2 separate regions of the Homo sapiens genome follow, and region 1 is linked to region 2. Evidence: chromatin loops called from intact Hi-C (ENCODE). Cell type or tissue: MCF 10A. All regions are shown on one strand. Each heading gives the region's core, and the rest is flanking DNA. Links, peaks and the distances in the headings are about the cores only.

Region 1 (6,238 bases), core at 639-5,638, 920 kb after region 2:
TATATACGTAGATATGTATGTTAGACATATTGTTTAAATAAGTATTAAACCAACTATTTGTATTGTTTGTATCAAATTTTCACTAAAGGAAATCTTAGTTCTATCAGAAATATCTTATTTTCAGGCCAGGCATGTTGGCTTACACCTGTAATCCCAGCACTTTTGGAGACCAAGATGGGTGGATTGCTTTGAACTCATGAGTTTGAGACCAACATGAGCAACATGGCAAAACCCCAACTCTACTAAAAATACAAAAAAATTAGCCAGGTGTGGTGGTGCATGCCTGTAGTCCCAGCTATTCGGGAGGCTGAGGTGGGAGGATGGTTTGAGCCTGGGAGATGGAGATTGCAGTGAGCAGAGATTGCACCATTGCACTGCAGCCTGGGTAACAGAGCCAGATCCTGTCTCAAAAAAAAGAAAGAAAGAAAAAAGAAATCTTATTTTCAAAGACTAAGATAAAATTTATTATTAATCACTGACATTTCTATTCATATGTAAATGAAGCACTATAATGCATGACTTCACTTAATCCCCTTTTTTCTACTTCGTTTTGCCAATAATTTTTTCACAAATTTATTAGCCCAACTATCTTGAAATGAATGTTTTCAGAGGAAGGAATTCTAATGTGGTGAAACCCAAATATAAATTGCAATATTTACTTACCAAAAAAGGATAAATATATTTAATTTTCTAAAGTAGGAGAAGAGATTGTTAAAAGGAGTTTTGAAAAAAATTAAGAGTATATGTTTGAACTTCATGCTGAAGTAAAATTCCTGTGAAAGTTTCAAGGAAACTGAAGGGTTAAACACTATAAAATGCTAAGTGGTTCTGTTCTTACCTTAGGGCTATATTTATATATTCATAATAAAATTAACTTTGGTCATTTTTCTAGTTAATTTGATCAGTATCTATTGTTGGTTCAAATAATCTAAGGCTTAAAATGAATTTTTTCATTGTCATTGGATTATCTAGATCAACCATTTTGCATTGCTGATAACTAGATTACCTAGATAAACTAGATAAATGCCAAATCTGTAATTCACATTCTGTTAATAGATACCACCTGTTCATAATGTCTCCACTATTATGAACTCTATTACAAATTATTTATTGTAAGTGTTCCAAAGCTTTGTAAGAATGGATCAGATCTCTCTTAAGTAAACATACTTTTCTCTATATAACATAATGCCTATTAAGTATCGTTCCCATAAATTCAGATGATATCATGATTAGCTCTTTAAAAATATAACATTGATCTCATATGCAAGAAAAAAGTTCATAAGATATTATAATATTCTAAAAGATTATAAAGTGTATATTAAATATAAAATATAAGCCCTTTTCATCTATGTTTTAAAATCACTTTAAAATTTTGAATCCTTTTAAAAAATTATTATAATGCTGGGTGCAGTGGCACACCTATAGTCCCAGCTACTTGGGAGGCTGAGCTGGGAGGATTGCTTGAGCTGAGGAGTTCAAGGCTAGCCTGGGCAATAAAGTGAGACCCCATCTCTCTATATAAATAAATCAATAAATATTTATTAAGAGAAGAATATTAAACCAGGCTTTTCAGTGACTCATTTAAGATTTCTTAATTTTTTAAGACCCAGCAGGATTTTGCCCTTGTTTATGTGAAAAAGAGTTAGAGAAATACTCTTTTTATTATTAAAAGTTTTTTTAGAGATTTAAAAAGATTATTTAAATTTGTATTATGAAAACTTCTATCAGATTAAGTGAAGATTTACTGAACATCTACTATCAGTAAGACAAAAATAAGACACAGTTCCTAGTCTTGTGGATACTTACAGATGCAACGGGGTGGGCAGAAAATTATAGTGCAGTATAGTGATACTGGTGCCTAAAGGGCCCAATGGAGCAAACAGAACCTCTACCCCAGATTTGGGAGAAGGGAGCAGGAAAGGTCTATTTAGAAAAAGTCACCTGATAGGCCAGGTGTGGTGGCTCACGCCTGTAATCCCTTTGGGAGGTCGAGGCAGGTGGATCACCTGAGGCCAGGAGTTTGAGACCAGCCTGGCCAACAAGACAAAACCCCATCTTTACTAAAAATACAGAAATTAGCTGGGCGTGGTGGCACGTGACTGTAATCCCAGCTACTCAAGAGGCTGAGGCAGGGGAATCGCTTGAACCTGGGAGGCAGAGGTTGCAGTGAGCCAAGATGGTGCCCTTGCACCACTCCAGCCCGGGCGATAGAGCGAGACTCTTGTCTCCAAAAAAAAAAAAAAAAAAGAAAAGAAAAAGAAAAGAAAAGATCACCTGATAGAACCTATAGCCTTCAGTAGAAGTTTGCATCCAACCCATGGCAACTCACCAGTAGAGAGTGAGCTGGAGAAACATATTTCTGATCTCACTTTTCCTGCTCTCCCCATCTGCTGCAATATCTACGATTGGCTGATTCCAACCCACAGTCTGAGAGCAAGGGAGCCCTTTGATGCATTCCATTCAGGGCACCCTCCTGGGGCACAGAGCATTGGAGGATGGAGACCACTTCTAATATGACATATACACTCTTTTTGTGAATGCCACATTAAAATAGTGCCCTTCACATTGTATGAGAACATTCTAGCCTAATTCGTTTGCAATGCAGGAAAGCCATTATTATAGAATAATCATGGTTTCTCAGCACATTCTTTGAAGGATTCTATTAAACCAGTGTGGAACTAAGAATGAATAGTATACGACAACAGTTTTTAAAAATCCAAAATTGAGTTGTACGTTATGTATTAATAGAAATGTGGGAAATGCAACTTAATTATTATATGTTTCTTGACGGTGGTTCCTGAGTTTTTCACCGGAGCCTAAGCTTGATTGTTTTTGGAGGTATTCTGGCATTAGCAAAGGGTTGGTAAAATTGTGGCAGATCTAAAAATTCCACTGAATCAATTATTTCATTGGGAGTGTTGGGTGTGTGCTTTGGAGTCAAAACAAAGCTCATGCCTCAATGCTAAAATATTGTAGCAAATCGGACTGCATGAAAGAGGCAAAGGTATAGTTTTTATAAAGATCCCTAACCTGATGCTCAGCATACATAATCTAATGGGCATGGAATTCCTTCGCGAAATGTCAGAGTCACCTTATACTGAAATTATACATGTTGCCTTGGTATTTAAATGCTTGAGCAAATATAAAAGAAAAAATATAGAAAATTAAATTGTGATTTCTTTTTCATTTTAACATTAAAGTTAAGGATCATGAAGAATCGTATGAAATGATGGTAGAAGATATTTAATATTTTTATATAACTAAATAAAAATTATCACTGCCCCTTCCCCCCACCCCTGGCAAAAAATGAATCCAACCAGACCAGGCCAATCAAACAAACACTCAAAACAAAAGCCCTGAAACAATAATGACTTCTCACTATGTTTGGATGCACTGTTTCATTCTAAACTAGATTTGGGGAGCCATCTGCTGGCAAATTGGTAAGTTGTTTATTTTTTTTTTATTGCATGTACAGTTAGGGTTGCCAGATAATTTATAGGATGCCCAGTTAAATCTGAATTTTAGATAAACAACAAATAATTTTTTAGCATAAGCATGCCAATACAGTTCAGTATTTACTCCATATGCCAATGCTACCCTGTTTCATTTTTTATTTTTTTTGAGACAGGGTCCGGTTCTGTCACCCAGGCTGGAGTGCAGTGGCATGATCTCAGCTCACTGCAACCTCTGCCTCCCAGGCTCAAGTGATCCTTCCAACTCAGCCTCCCAAGTAACTGGGACTACAGGCATACGCCACCATGCCTGGCTAATTTTTGTATTTTTTTGGTAGAGATGGGGTTTCGCTATGTTGTCCAGGTTGTTCTTGAACTCCTGAGCTCAAGTGATCTGCCCACTTCAGCCTCCCAAAGTGCTGGGATTGCAGGCGTGAGCCGTAGAACCTGGCTCCTACCTGGTTTTAAATTTAGAATTATATGTTTCCAAGTGACTCAGAAAAAGGTTTTCTTGAAATCTGGATAGCATGATTATTTAGGATTGCTCAACTCATATGGTTCTATTCACACTGCTCCAGTTTGAACTGCTTGCCTTTCCCATTGAACCCTACATCTGACTCCTTGTCTATTCTCTTTTTCTTCTGCTTTCTCTATTCTTAATTGAGCTCTGCTTCCTAGCCTGTGTATTTCTTTTTTGCTGCTACATTCTCATGTTTAAGCAATCTGGGTCAATTACAACAGATAAATGAAAAACCAGAAGATAACTGTGTTCTGGTAGTACCTTAGTTATAGAGTCTACTTCTTTAAAAAAGTAAAATAAAAGGCAGACACATGCATATTTTATATTTGACCCTAAAAATGTCAATTTATTATCAAGCTATCTTGCTCTGACTGAAAAAATTAATAAATAAAAATTGACCAGGCATGGTGGCTCACACCTGTAATCCCAGCACTTTAGGAGGCTGAGGCGGGTGGATCACTTGAGGTCAGGAGTTCGAGACCATCCTGACCAACACAGTGAAACCCCCGTCTCCACTAAAAATACAAAAATTAGCCGGATGTGGTGGAGGGCGCCTGTAATCCTAGCTACTTAGGAGGCTGAGGCACAAGAATCACTTGAACCTGGGAGGCAAGGGTTGCAGTGAGCCCAGTGGCGCCACTGCTCTCCAGCTTGGGCGACAGAGTGAGACTCTGTCTCAAAATAAATAAATAAATAAATTTTAAAATAAAAAAAATTAGTTTTGTGTTTGAATTAGTAATATATTCACATACTCCTAAGTTTTTTTTAATACAAAAGGATATTCAGTGAAAAGTCTCCCATTCCTAACCTTCAGATACCCAAAAGTTCCTTGATGCAGAGGCACGCATCGTACTTGAGATGTATGTACTCAGCCATCTTGGGGAAGGACATTATTGTAAAGTGGAAGGATGCAGGAGGGTTGTCCCTCAGAAAAGAAAAAGTAAGACAGATGACAATAAGAGACCTTTCTTTCCTCATAGCTGTGGTTTTTAATGTAATGGCTTAATTTTATTTTGCCTATGGAGCAAATTTTTTTAAGTATTCTCTTAAATTTCAGTTGTGTCTGAACGATCTCCTACAGTTATAAAATTCAATTATTTAAAACCCGTATCATAAAATATCACAAGATGGAGATGTTGCTCCTTGAAAGTGGCAGTTAAAGTGGGTGAGGAAAAACATCTTTTTGTCTCTTTTTGGACATCTTTTTTCTTCTCTATCTTGCTCTCTGTCTTCAGTCATTCAAGGTAGTGAGAAACATTCAAAGCTCAGTGTTCAAATCCCAGCTTTGTCTCTTTCTGCCTGTAATTCTGAATTAAATTAACCTTTAGGAGCCTTATCGTCATCTATAAATTCAGGCTTATGCTCACGTTATGAGGATGAAATTAAATGATGTACTTGAGATGACAGTGCCCTCCAGCCAGAGCCCACCAGGAGCACAGCAGTAGTGGAACGAATTGGGTTTATTACTCATTGCAGCAAGGGAGAACACACACCATGGGGAACTGTGGGGCTTCTCAGTAAGAGGGTATCAGACCTACTATTGGATTCGGGCTGCGGTTGGGTGGTCTGTGGAAGGATCCAAGGAAGTAGGGGTTCACTCTGGATTGAATGCTGTCAGAATGCAGGGAAAGTCTATGACTGGGCATCTCAACGTTTATAGGGACAGTAGACTAGAGCAAGGCTAAAATTCTAAAGGTAAAGAATCACTAGAGGCTCATATTAGCTGAAAGAAGAGCTATTCGTGTTTTAGGGGTTGCACAGTGACCTCATTTTTGTCTGTGCTTAGACAAAATTATGAAGTGGTCTTGTTTTGTCGCACTTCCTCATGATCTCAGAGTGACTTGACTGGTGTCAGTGTTCTGTGAGATTGTTTACACGCAGCAGGAGAATAACTTGTCCTAGCTGTGAGCTCCCGGCCAGCTTCTGCTCCCACTCAGGCCTACCTATAAATTTTAGGCCAGTCCTTAGATGTCAGGGGCTGCTTTTTTTTTTTTTTTTCTCAGAAAGCATCTGGCTCTTACTAAATGCTCAATAAAACTTAATTACATCTGGATTTTATTTAAATTATTTAATGACATATTGTTCTCCCCTGTTATTGGATAATGAGCTCCTTAGGGCAGAGGACTTAGTTCACTCAACTTTTTCTCTGTCCAACATGAAATAGGTACTTAATACTACTGAAACAAGAAACGCCTTCCATGGCCTGTCCGTGAATGCTTTTCTTTTCTCTCCTTCTATGTCCCTACTATCCTTTTCTCTCCCTTGA
Region 2 (6,238 bases), core at 446-5,445:
GAAAGGTGGTACACCACTACGGATAGTCTTCCAGTTGTGCAAGTCCGTAGTGGTGGCCCATTAAAATTACCTGGGAGCTTTAAAAAATACAGATGCCTGGGCTCTGCCTCCACAGATTCTAATTTATTTGGTCTGGAATGGGCTTGGATTGTTTTGTTTGTTTGTTTTTGAGATGGGGTCTAGCTGTGTCGCCCAGGTTAGAGTGCAGTGGTATAATCACAGCTCACAGCAGCCTTGACCTCTTGGGCTAAGTGATCCTCCCACCTAAGCCTCCACAGTATCTGGAATTACAGGCACTCACCACCATGCCTGGCTAACTATTATTATTATTACTATTTTTTTTTTTTTTTTTTTTTAGAGATGAAGACTTTCTGGGTTGCCCAGGCTAGTCTTGAACTCCTGGGCTCAAGTGATCCTCCTGCCCTGGCCTCCCAAAGTGCTGGGATTACAGTTGTGAGCCACCACACCCAGCTAGCTTGTTATTTTTTAAATTCCCAAGAGTAATCAAGGTTGCGAACAACTGGTGTAACTGATGAATATTTTTAGACTCTGTACCTGAAAACAAATCAAACTAATGTGAATGAGATGAGACTCTAAACAAGGAAGAAACTTTAATAAAAACAAGACTTTAAAACCTATTATATCAGAATAATAATTTTCTAGGTTTCTTGTTATCCAAATCCAGTGGCATCAGAATTACCATGGCTAACAAATAGATGATTATTGGAGAGAGACTAGCCAGTAAGCTGACAGGTTAAAAAGCAAATAAGCAAACACACACAGCAAACTAAAACCTAACTGCAAGGCTTTAGAACTTATATTACACTTTTCCACAAAGAATAGCCTGGCCAACATGGTGAAACCCCGTCTCTACTAAAAATATAAAAATTAGCTGGGCGTGGTGGCAGACGCCTATAATCCCAGCTACTCGGGAGCCTAAGGCAGGAGAATCACTTGAACCCAGGAGGTAGAAGTTGTGGTGAGCAGAGATCACACCGCTGCACTCCAGCCTGGGCAACAAGAGCAAAACTCCATCACACACACACACACACACACACACACACACACACACACGAAAAAGAAAAACTACAGATTAAAGATAGGAAAAAAGATGAGGAGAGAAATAAATCTTCATTATTCACAACTGCCACAGCAGCAGCTAGCTGTAATATGGGGCCATGTTAACTTGTGGGTTTAACCGCTTTCCTCCACTCTGCACTTCACCTTTTGTGACAGCACCAACTCCACCTTTCCACTCATTTCATTTTCTGGTTTCTTCTGGTCTTTTTCTTCCGACACATCATTCTTCAGCTGGGGGCTGGAGGGAAATTCCACAAAGGCCACGGTCGGGCTGCATCGAGTCACAGTTGTTGTAAAATGCTGTGGTTCTGCAATGGAGTTACATCCAGAAACGTACAGAAGGAAAAGAAAATCAAATATCTATAGGACCATTTATTCTGCAATGCCATGAAGTACATTCAGTCCATATCCCGTCCTGGCAATATAAGCTGAATGACAGTGTGCTCAGAGATATAAAAGAGCCTAAGATGCTGGAATTCCCAAAGCTCTTTCATGGTATTGAACAACAAGCAACACAAATCACGTCCTATAACCACACTATGAAGAACTTAAGTTTTTAGTAAGGGTCACGGTTTACATCTGAATAACACCACATGGAACAGAATGCTGACACGAAATATATAATTATGACAGCTGGGCTAGATAAGAGAACATCTACAGGTAGTTTCTATCCCAGTGAATGAGCAGCAACCTGATGCTTCCTTTTTTTGTATTTCAATGCTCCATTTTAACATCAGAATTTCTTAATTGGAATGTGTTACGGATTGTGGGGTATATGTATATAATGCAATGAAAATAAAGTGTTCTCTGATACATAAAGAAGAATTAGGTTCACTTTAGAAGGGGTGGAAAAGTCACTACCTAAGGGGGCATATCAAAATGTGAAGGCACAATCTAGTTTGAAAAAGTAAATGCTATTATTTTAAGTGATATTTAATTTATTTAAAAATGTTACCTAAAAATAATTTGGTAATTGACAAATTATGTTTCTCAAGTGGTAAACACTGGAGAAAGGCCTTATAAAAAATAATAATTTGGTATTGAAAGAGGGTGAGAGGTTTTACTGTTTATCAAAAGAAGAAAAGTGTTAAACATATTGATAAGGCTGCAAAAAAATATTGAGGAACAAGACTTTCGGGAACAGGGTCTTCTTCCTAAAACAACGAATACAGTATATTATACTCACTGTCCAGATTCATGGCACTATTTTATTCATTTTTAACTATATGTGAGCTTTACCATTTCAGCGTCTATTTTTATGTTTTTGACCTCTCGCTTATCTATTGCTGTTACTGTGTGTCAAAATCCTACCCTCAATTTTTAGCATGATTTATATGGAAGAACACAATATTCTTTATGATTATAGGGATAAATATTTTAAAAAACAAAATAAAACTGGGTAGCTTTAAGAAAGAGCATGGGCTCCTATTTTCACAGCAACATTAACCATACGGGCAGAACTTCCCCAGGAAGCCTCTAGGTGGCAGCACAACCGCACCACTCCTGGAGTCTAATTACTACTTTCCTGTGGCTCAGTAGGAAAAATTCTTGACTATTTCCATTACATCTTAAACAGTTACCATGATTTGCCTTAAAACTAGTCTCTTATGAAACAAACCTGATGAGGCAAGTTCTATATTCCCTTTTCTTGATTTTCCACCATCATTCTTGTCCTCTTGACTATTCGGTTCCGTTTTCTCAGTGGTTGCCTGAAAAAGAGATTTTTTTCCCCCTTGAATAAATGATTCCTTTAAAAGTTCTAAAAATTATTTTTTAAGCAGTAATTTTTAGGTCAACAAAGTGGTTTGGCCATATGAATTCCCTCTTCTACTTCCCAGGCAGCTTCATGGCGAGAGCCTGGATTGGTTGGAAGGAGACATTCTATGGAGAACAGGACACCCATGCGGTTCACCATCTCACCAAACCTCCTATGACTGCCTTGGACGCACATCCCACATTTTCTTTTCTTTCACCACCAAAAGCTCAAAATCATGGCTATCACCTACTTGTTCTTGAAAGCCTTTCAAGCTGGCTTAGGGTCATAACACCAGTGAAGTCTTTTTGTGGTTCTTTAAAGGTTACAATTAACTTCTCAGTGGCCTGTCTTGGCATAGTTGCCTGTGGCCCTTACCATTGTGGATTTTAGCCTGCAGTTCTCATCCTTCCTGGGCTCCCAGTGAATCTCTATTACTGGAGTTCTAATTCATTCTCTCCTTTTCCCTCTCCTCCCCACTTTCAGACTACTCTTTTCTCACTGGTTCTTACTCCTTTTCATCAAAATATGGGTCATTCTGAAAGATTTCAACTGGACCCTGTTTTCCTCCACTTGTGCTGAATTACCCTCAAATATATCAATTATTCCCATGGATTCACCATTACATTCTCCGTGTATAACTCGTATTTTCATCTCCAGCTGTGAGAGTCCATCAGAGCTTCGGTTTCACCTCTAGGGTCAATGGCCTTCTCCTCCAAATTTGACAATTTCTGTTTATGGCAGCAGTTCTTCCCATCACATAAACTTTCAAGTGATCTTTGACTCATACCTCATGAATATTCATCATTTGCCAAGTCCTTCTAAGTTTCTAACATACTAGTTTTCATATCAATCATTTCCTTTCTGTTTCTATGGCTGGGACTCCAGGTTTGCCTTTCTTCCTTGTTCTCCACTAAGAAGTCTCTGTGATTTGAACCTCACTGTCCAATCCACTTGGTACATCACTGTCATGTTCATCTCCATGGCACCTCCAGTAATTACTCTAATGCTTGTGTTCCTCTCTCTCAGTAGTACTTCAATTGTGTCAGTTTTATGCTTGATGGAATTTACAATAGTAAAAAAAATTGAAACAACTTAAATATCCAATAATTGGGGAATGATTGAATGAATTACTGCATGTCCATAAAGGCAATATAATCATGAAAAAATAAGATGTTGAATAATAGTTAATGATACGTGAAAATACTTACTAATGATAGGAAATGTAAACTGTATACATAGTTTGATGTTTACATGTATATGATTATATACATGCCTATACATAAACATATAGAAAAAAAGATAGTAAGAAAATACAAAAATGTTAATTGTGATTATTTTTAATGTGCTTAAGTTTTGGGTGACTTTTCCTTCTCTTTACATACATTTTATATATTCCAAAATGTTCTATAATGACTATGTATTACTTCTGTAATTGGAAAACAAAATCAATGTAATTTTACATTGTCTTTCACTGGGAGCCAATTGACTCTAGAATGAAGTCCAAAATTATCCTGCTATTACAATATTTACTTAGTAAAAATAAATAAAATGTTAAATTAAATACTAGCTAGATTATATTTTGATAATTAAAGAGAGCAAGTTAATGACTATTGCATTTTTTGGTAGAAGTTTCTTGTAAAAAGCTAAAGTTAAATTTTAAAGTGTGTATGAAATATTGCATAAATTTTAAAAGGTTTTAAGATAAAGGCTAAAGTTGGTTTCAGAAAAGGCATTATTAACTCATAAAATATCCCCATGGGTTCTCGAGAACTATGAATTTATTCGTCTCTCATAAGTATATATATTTTATCCATAAATCAAATTTTGCCTCTCAAAATGAAAGGTATTTAAAGTTAATGCATTGGTGGAAACCATCACTGAATTCTTTAAAAACAAAGAAATTTTAAACAACAAAACTTTCAAGTTTCTAAAAGGTTTTACAATAGCATCTAGTGGCAAAAATGTGATTTTTCTTTGGAGGATGGAGTAGTTTTGAAATCCTCATAATTAGATGGGCATTTTCTAATGACAGATAGTCATGTATCAATTCTGGAAGAACATAATATTAAGTTAAAACACACTTTTAAAACCCTAGGCAGGAAATATGCATCACCTTGGATTTTGTAATATTTTAATATATCAATAAGTCTGACTTGAATCCCTGCAAGAGACTTAAATGAGTGAGAATAGTTAACTGGTCTGTTTTGTTATATTTAGGTTATGGTACATGTGTGTGTTTACATTGTTTGCTATATGAACCTCCAACATGGTAGTAGGATTTGAAGATCAACCAGTTTAGCATTGCAAAAGAATAAGTTGGGTTTTATAATTCAAAGTGCTGTCTTGCACATGTAGAAATATTAATACATGATGGTATTTTTGTTTTATGACATCTATATAGAAAATACTGGCAGAAATACTGATTTTTAGCTTCCCCTTCCCCACAAATGGATTACATTATAGAAAACTGAGACTGGGAAACAAATTTGCAGTTAAATATTGATGAATGAGCCTCTTGAGAACACTGGTGTTTACAAATACTATAAACAAAATAAATAACTACACAACAGGGCCAAAGCCTCACCAGACCAAAAATGAACAAAGAAATGAACATATTTTATTAAATCTAAAATGCCATCAATTTTAAGTTGTATTACTTTAGGTACTACTAAGAAAGAAAACACGCCATCTGTTAAATATGATGCACTTTTGATTATAAGACAGATCCTGATTTAGAGATGTTAAAATGTGAAAAGTGTGCCACTTAGAATCAATGAAATAAGATAGTTCATGAAGCCCTTTAGACCTAAAGACCTAATGTGTGATGCAAAGGGGATGGGGTGCTCAAGCACTAACTACTTCACTAAGGCTTATTGTACCAGCATACCACATTCCAGCAACGTTTTACCACTTATGTATGCTGGAGAACTTCTGCTTTCAAGAATTCTCACATTTCTCAAGACATTTCTCTATGGCTCAGCACTCAAATACTAAACTCCAGATAACTTACCTTAAAAGGTGCTTTAAAGGTTACATCCTGACATTTGATACGGTAACTTGATAGTAGCAACAGCAGAAACTGCAATCAATATTTACTGCACTTGCCACGTGTCAGTGCTGTTGGGCCTTTCATAAGAATCGTCTCACATAATTCTCAGAGCAAGCTTAGGAGGTAGGTACCAACATGATTCCCTTCATACAAGTGAAGAAACTGAGGCCCGGGAGGTTAAGCGACTTACCGAGGGTCATACTGCTAGAAGGCAGGGGAGGTGGGAACCCTGCCTGTGCTGGTGACCTCAATGTCCCACCACCTGGGCTTGGAGTCACACCAATTCCAAGCTGTCCTCCAGTATTGAGAGGTTTTGATACATGAGAGGCAATCTATCACCTAAGAGTCTTGTT

The links. Hi-C counts contacts between places; a loop is a spot of excess contacts. Peaks named below come from ENCODE experiments on the same cell type or tissue, not always from the same donor. Only the 100,000 strongest peaks of a DNase experiment are listed, where the experiment ranks them.
Region 1: it touches region 2 in a loop (32-fold over the local background); 5 of 110 quality-filtered maps call a loop at or near these places.

What each region holds. Positions count from the first base shown.
Region 1 is chr4:40,734,281-40,740,518 of GRCh38, reverse strand. No RefSeq gene overlaps it. Among named protein-coding and RNA genes, the nearest start is that of NSUN7, 13 kb to the left of the region's middle. In MCF 10A, for the core only: a CTCF peak has its summit at 3,429 (motif pointing left); no DNase peak of the experiment used is centred there.
Region 2 is chr4:41,657,971-41,664,208 of GRCh38, reverse strand. It overlaps LIMCH1 (LIM and calponin homology domains 1), which reads right to left. Exons shown (of 32, transcript NM_001330672.2): 19 at 2,699-2,789; 20 at 1,225-1,388. Among named protein-coding and RNA genes, the nearest start is that of LIMCH1-AS1, 32 kb to the left of the region's middle. In MCF 10A, for the core only: a CTCF peak has its summit at 2,559 (motif pointing right); a DNase peak (open chromatin) is centred at 2,568.